Linked DNA regions of Homo sapiens: region 1 is linked to region 2. Evidence: chromatin contacts called from ENCODE Hi-C data. All regions are on one chromosome and are shown on one strand. Each heading gives the region's core, a stretch centred on a gene start or an enhancer-like site at or near the end of the contact. The rest is flanking DNA. Distances are from core to core; before and after follow the strand shown.

Region 1 (3,677 bases), core at 376-2,875, 970 kb before region 2:
CCCGGCGCGAACAGCAACCCGGCCGCCGAAACCGCCCCGGCCGCCGAAACCGCCCCCGCCCCCTCCCCGCGTCCAGACCCAGGCAATCCAATCGAGCAGAGCAGCGGAGGGAAAGGGCCACGGGCCGGGGCTAGGGGAGACACGGATCTCTCCGAAACCGCCTGCGCCCTGCCGTCTCACTGCGCCCAAGGAGGCTGCCTCACGCCGGCACCGAAGTGCTGCCCGCGCCCCAGCCCCCAGAGAGAGGGAGGACGCCCCCGACCCAGAACGCAGGCTGCTCCCCACACATCCTCAGTCCTCCGCAGCCAGCCTCCGACTTCCATTCCCCGAAACCTAGCCCTCCCAAAGGGATGGAGAACAGCAAAGCAAACCCCCACCTTCTGAGTTCCTTCAATACCCGCCAGAGCGAGGGGGCTCATCCCGGGCCCCCCAAACCCACAGAAGCATCCTTTCCATGGCCTCAGTCTCCCCAACCGCCCCACAACTCGAGTTCTCCCGATCGGCGACGAGTCAGCAAAGCAAGTCCCCCTTTCTCCCGATTCCAGCTCCCCAGGACCCCCAAAAGGGAGCGGGAGCAGACCCCCGCGTCCCCCAGCCCCCTCCCCGGCCAGCCCCTGCCTCCACCTTCCTCGACCACTAGCCTGCCTCCCTAAACATCATCCAAGCCAGCGGAGCAATCCTTTTCTCCTATCCGGGCGCCGGGCCACCCTCCACCCTCTCCAGGGTCTCCCGGACGGGCGCCGGAGCTCCGCGCCCAGGCGACAACTCCGCATCCCCAACGCGCGCCGGCCGGGGCCGCATCCCCTCGGCGGCCGGCACTCACCGGGGAAGCACACGACATAATGGAGCACGGAACTGGTGATTTTCAGGAACAAAATCCACCAACACGGTTCCAGTAACCTCCGCATGTCCGAAAACGCACATCGAAAAGAGGAAAGCAGGGAGGTAAACTTGTTGAATAAGTTCTTGCCTCCGTGCGAGCCTCCGCTAAGCCGGGGCGCTTCCCCGGCTCGCCCGCTCCACGGGCCCCCCGCGCTCGGCGGCCCGAGTCCCCTTGGAATCCGGGAAGCCGCCGAGCGCCCCCCGGAAAATCTCAAAAAGTGACCGGGAACGCAGAGCCACGCTGGGGACGATCCTCTCGGCGGAGAAAGGCTGCTTTCCGTTTAAAAAGGAGAGAGCCGATCGGGCAGGGCGCGGAGTCGGCGGCCGGCGGCGATGCCCCGGGCCTGGGGCAGGCAGGGACCGCGGGCGGCGGCGGCGAGCAGCCGAGGATCCCCAACTTGAGTCGGCAGCGCAGCACAGCCCGAGAGCCGGCGGGCGGCGGCGGGGCTGAGCGCGGCGCGGCGTCTCCGGGCTTCAGGCAGGCAGCTCCTTCCAGGGCCCCGGGAAGGAAGGAGGCATGTTTGCGAGAGGGGAAGGGGAGGGGAGAGGCAGGGGGAGCGGAGAGCCCCCCAAAATAGAAACGGCCGGAGGAAACGGAGGAAAACACAAAGGATCTCAGAGGGGCGCTGGGGCGAGGGCGCCTTCAGTCCATGCTCCTGAAAGTTGTGGCTCCGGCGCAGGCTGGGAAGGAACGAAGAGCGCGGGGCTGGAAACTGGCCATGCCTCCATACAGGAAGTAACATGTGAGCATGGATCCTGGCAGAGACTTTAAAGCCGGCGAGCGAAGGAGCGAGCGAACAGGGGGCGCGCGGTGGCGGCGGGGGCGCGCAGCCCGGGCCAGCTGGCGGCGGGCGCGCGCTCTCCGCGTTCTTAAAGCAGCCGCGCTTGGCTCCCGCCTTGCGCTGGGTCCCTCGGCTCTGCTCTCTCCGCGCGGCCTCTACTGGGACAGTTTGGGGACTGGGGGCGATTGTAGCCCGTGCGCGGAGAGAGGAGGGAGGCTGCCTTCTGGGGCCGGCTTGTTTTTTGCTGGATTCCCGTTGTTCGAGCTCTTAAAAGACGCCGCACGGTGCTCGGGTTTGGCGAGATCCTCCGCGCAGCTCGCGGATCCCGGACTTGAGGGGCCCCTCGCCCTGGCGAGGGGAAAGGGGGAGGGCGGACAGCTGCCTTTTTAAAGCGATGGGGTTTTCTGTTCGGCTTCACTGCCCTGGCATTTGCAGCGGTGAGGCTCACCGTCTGCGGCTCCTGTTCGCGCCTCCAACACAGCGCATTCCCCCGCCGGGAAACAAAGCCGAGCGGCCTTTGCACTCCGGCTACATTGAGATTTAATTTTTTTTTTTTTTCTTTTTCGGGCTTTCATTGGCCCAGTCCAAGGCTGGGGAAAGTGGGGGAGGGGAGGAATGTCGATCCCAGGATTGCGAAATCTAGCCCTTCCGAGCCCCGCATCCCCTTTCCCGGCGCCACGATGGATCGGTGGCGGAGTTTCCCCAACTCGCAGCTTCTCTGGAGAAGGTTCCCGCACCCCGGTTTGGCCGCGGGGAGGGCGCAGGAAGTGCGCCTCTTACACCCTGCAGGGTGAAAGCAGCGCCGCGGGGCCGGACTGATTTCCTGGCAGCTACCCGGGGAGCGGCTGCTTCTTTAGCAATCGGGGAGAGGCGTCCGGGGGAAATGGGAGGACTAGGCTTATCTGTAATGAGTTTTGTCCCTTGGCTCTCGGTAAGAAGATCTTTATCGCTTAGACTTCTAAGCGCCCTATTTTACATTCTTAACGCTGGGGCTAAAAGTGGGGGAGGCGGGCTTTCGAGTAAATGTGTAACTGAGCCAAGGTAATTAGCCGTTTGACATTTTTTGCCTAATTTTTCTGCCTGTGTTTCAAAGCGATCTTGACGTGGGATTGTTTTGTTTTGTTTTGAGACGGAGTCTCGCTCCGTCGCCCAGGCTGGAGTACAGTGGCTCGATTTCGGCTCACTACAACCTTCGCCTCCCGGGTTCGGGCGATTCTCCTGCCTCAGCCTCCCGAGTAGCTGGGACTACAGGCGCCCGCCACCACGCCCGGCTGATTATTTTTTTGGTGGTTTTTTTTGTTTGTTTTTTGTTTTATTTTGGTTTTTTTTGTAGAGGCGGGGTTTCACCGTTTTGGCAAGGCTGGTCTCGAACTCCTGACCTTGTGATCCGCCTGCCTCAGCCTCCCAAAGTGCTGAGATTACAGGCGTGAGCCACCGCGCATGGTTCTTGTGTTTTAAACGTGTCCCTGCTGTTTCATCCCAACACGGCAGGGTCCTCCACCCACCCAAACATCCCAACCGGATGCTAGGTTTTCAAATAAAGTACAGATGGTCGGAGATCCTCCCGTTCGATGTGATTAAGGAAGCATTTTCACACCCACACTTCCAAAAGAAAAACCTTTGAAAAGTTACGTATGGGATTACAAACTAATAAAAGCCAGGAAGTTCCTGGGGAGGGCCCTAGCTCTATCTTTAGCAGAACGGGGGTGAACACCCTCCCCCAGGGTGGGGAATGAGGCGAGTTTGTTTGCTTTGGAATGTGGTCCTTCCTGGTTTTATTGGAATCCTGACTTCTTTATAAAGGATTGCGAGGGCCATTTTTCTTGGAAGTGTTGTAATGAGGGATATTCGTTCCTCAAGTTAGATTACCCCAGCATCCCTGACTACCTTCTTAATGTCGAGTGATAAAATAGGAAAAACTCGTCAAATACTTGTGTCAGCGTCCTCAGGTGAGGTTTCCTCCTCTGTGAAATGGACAGTAAAAGCTGTCCTTTGTGGAATGCTTACTGTCTA
Region 2 (3,195 bases), core at 245-2,744:
CTGTTATTCTCTGGGGGTGGAGTGTAAAAGTGGTGGGCAAGGAGGGGTTCTAGTTTGCTGCTGTGGCGATTAGTAACAGCATTTGTAGTATGAATTTTGATTAACTTTTGAATCCATGAAGCAGACCACTGAGTCTGTGAGTAGATGTCATTTGAATTAGATCTTTGATGTCCGCCAAGGTGGTCTGATCTGAAGCGTTCCACAGAGTTCCTCCCTTCTTGCAGACTTGAGCAAGAAAAATTTGGTTCATAATATTTAAAAAAATTTCTAATTGAATTACAATTTTAAATCGTTAACTTATTAGAGAAAAATTATTTTGCAATTTATTTTTAAAACTTGGAAGAGTAAAATTAAAAGAGGACTCCTTCCAGCAGTCTTGTAGATGTGTCCTCTCTTGGAGGCATCACTGTTCACCTGTGTTAGCAGGCCCAGAAACTAAAGTTTGTAAATTTACCCAGAGTTGAAGAGGGTCAAGGCCACAGATTCATACTTACCTAATGCATAAGAAGATGATAAATTAGAATGCCAATGTATTCATTCTCCAGGAGAAATATAGCTGCCAAGTTACATTCATGTTTGCTGGTCAGCACTTTCTCCAGTAAGAAGTCGAAGTGGCAAATTAAATCACAATCAAAAATATACTGCTTTGGTGAAGGTGTGGGGGAAACAAGTAGTATCATATACTATTAATAGAAGTTTAAATTGCTACAACTTCCTGGGAGGGAAAATTTGGCAATATCTCAAAAGTGCCTGTATCCTTTGCCCTTGCCATTTTGCTTCCACAGAGTTATCTTAAAAATATATCCCCCGACGTGGACAAAGCCATATGAAGAAGAGTGTTCCTTATAGCATCATTTCTATTAGCAAAGGATTAGAAAAAGTCTAAATGTTTATTAAAGTGAACTGGTCAAATACATGGACTGTGATGATGTTCAAAAGAACGATGTAAATGTGTATGTACTGTGGAGAATGGCCTCCAGGATATGTTATTCTGGGAAAAGTGAAGGAGAGAACTGTGTGTATAATGGGCTTCCTCCCTTTGTATTAACAGGGAGGAGTTCACACAAATACAAGTGATTGGTTCTACAAAGTGTGTTTCTGAAGTGCCAGAAAGAAGTGGTTGGGCCTGGAAGGAAAACTCACTTTTCACTCCACGTGCTTTGCATCTGTTTGAATGTGTTGCCCTGTGCTTATTACCTTGTGCTTACATTGGGTTATACTTTTTCTCTCTCTATATAAAAAGGTTAATTTGACATTCAAATAGTTTCTCTATTTAAATCTAAAATTAGCACCAAGGAAGGTGGTCTTGTTACATAACCCTGTTGCTGAGTCACCTGTGACTCCAACGGGTGAGTCACCTGCCCGGTAGAACCCATAGGCTCCAACGAGGAGTCTTTCTCAGGAGAATGTCTTTATTCTTTCCTGGACTCATGCAGTCATTGTCTCACATATGTGTCATCATCATATTTATGACCAATTTTTCCTGGAGCTAAATGCTGAATTCTTAAACTTGGGAAACTTCTGACTTCCATAAGCAACACATATACAAGTCACTTCTTAGGGTAAGGTGAATCTGGTGTAAATTACAATCACCAGGACAGGCATGATGGCTCACACCTGTAATCCCAACACTTTGGGAAGCTGAGGCCAAGAGGATCACTTGAGCTTGAGAGGTTGAGGCTGTAGTGAGCCATGATCATGCTACCGCACTCCAGCCTAGGCAACAGAGCAAGACCCTGTCTCAAAAATAAATGAATTAAAAAAATTATAGTCACGAGAGGAGTGTGTGCAAATGCAGTCTTGGATCCCACCCCAGAGGTTCTGAATCAGTTGGTCTGGAGTGGGCTCAGGGACCCCCAGCCTGAGAAGATTCTAATGCAGATGATCTCTATACCCTTCCTTCCCTCCTTCCATTCCTCTCTCCCTCCTTCGATTCTTTTTCTCCCTTTCTCCTTCCCCTCTCTTTCTCCTTCCCCTCTTTATTTTCTTCTCTTCCTTTGAGAATTTTAGAGAGTGGCATTTTTCACATTCCGTACTTAGATTTCAGTCATTTGACTGTTTGTTCTTCCTTTATTGAAGATATATATTTTAAAGAAATCAGTAAATTGTTAGTAACTTCATTTGTTCTGTGTCAGTTGATCTTTAGTGGATATAGGGAGAAAAGAAAATGAAAATATGATCAAGTTCAGCTGCCTTAAGGGCTGAGAGAATGGCCCTTCCAAGTGCTCAGCTTGTAATGAGACCCAGATTATTATGCATAATCATCTCAGCCTAAATCCTTCTTGGTCCACGTGAATGATGGAAGATGGTAATTTGTCTCTAAGAGCAAGGAAGAAAGAACATTTGAGTTAAGTTATGGACAGCTGACCTTTGTTTTTAATCACAACTGCTTTTAAATGGTAATAGCTAGGGAAAAGGCATGACAGAAGAGTGGTGGAAGGGAAAAAAAAAAGGAGAAGGGGCATTGCATGATCTTTGGAGTCAGGCAGACTTGCCTCCTGATACAGATTCTACCCCAGCCAGGCTGTGTGATCTTTGACATGAGACGGAACTTCTCTGTGCCAAGTCTGTGAAATCAGGATAATAAGACAACCGATGTTACCATGGTCAGAGGATAAAATAAAAATATAGGCATACAGCCTAGCATAGTGCCTGGCATTAGCAGAAGCTCAATAAATAGTGGTTAATTATATTAATAAAGCAGCAGGTAATGGAGGTAGAAATAACTACATGGGCTTGTTAGTGGAACTGCGTGGCTTCTAAGGGCCTTCATCCTCACTGTCAGGTTTTACGCCTCAACTGTAGGGACAAAAGACATTTCTCTAAATTCCTTTCTTTATCCCGGTGAATATCAGGTGATTACTTTTTTCTCTTTTTGAGTTTTTTTTAAATTTTATTTTAAGTTCCAGCATACAAGTAAAGAACAAGCAGGTTTGTTACATGTTACATATGTGTGCCATGGTGGTTTACTGAACCTACCAACCCATCATCTAGGTTTTAAGCCCTGCATATATTAGCTATTTGTCCTAATGCTCTCTCTTCCCTTGCTCCCCACCCGCCAACTGGCCCCAGTGTGTGATGTTCCCCTCCCAGTGTTCATGTGTTCTCATTGTTCAGCTCCCACTTATGAGTGAGAACATGTCGTGTCTGGTTTTCTGTTCCTGTGTTAGTTTGCTGAAGATGATGGTTTCCAGC

The links. A loop is a pair of places that touch in the nucleus more often than their neighbours do.
Region 1: a loop to region 2 is called in a map of chondrocyte, with 2.7 times the contacts of the local background. The contact joins the promoter of PTPRG here to the enhancer-like site in region 2. A Hi-C loop is called at or near these places in 1 of 168 maps with a recorded cell type or tissue (chondrocyte).

What each region holds. Positions count from the first base shown.
Region 1 is chr3:61,559,519-61,563,195 of GRCh38, reverse strand. It overlaps PTPRG (protein tyrosine phosphatase receptor type G), which reads right to left and starts at 1,625. Exons shown (of 30, transcript NM_002841.4): 1 at 824-1,625. The coding sequence starts at 908. RefSeq lists an enhancer at 2,848-3,523.
Region 2 is chr3:60,587,215-60,590,409 of GRCh38, reverse strand. All of the region lies in intron 4 of FHIT (fragile histidine triad diadenosine triphosphatase), which reads left to right. Among named protein-coding and RNA genes, the nearest start is that of MIR548BB, 29 kb to the left of the region's middle. Within about 2 kb of position 1,494, at least 2 of the 41 ENCODE cell types and tissues checked have a DNase peak (open chromatin) inside an H3K27ac peak, as active enhancers do.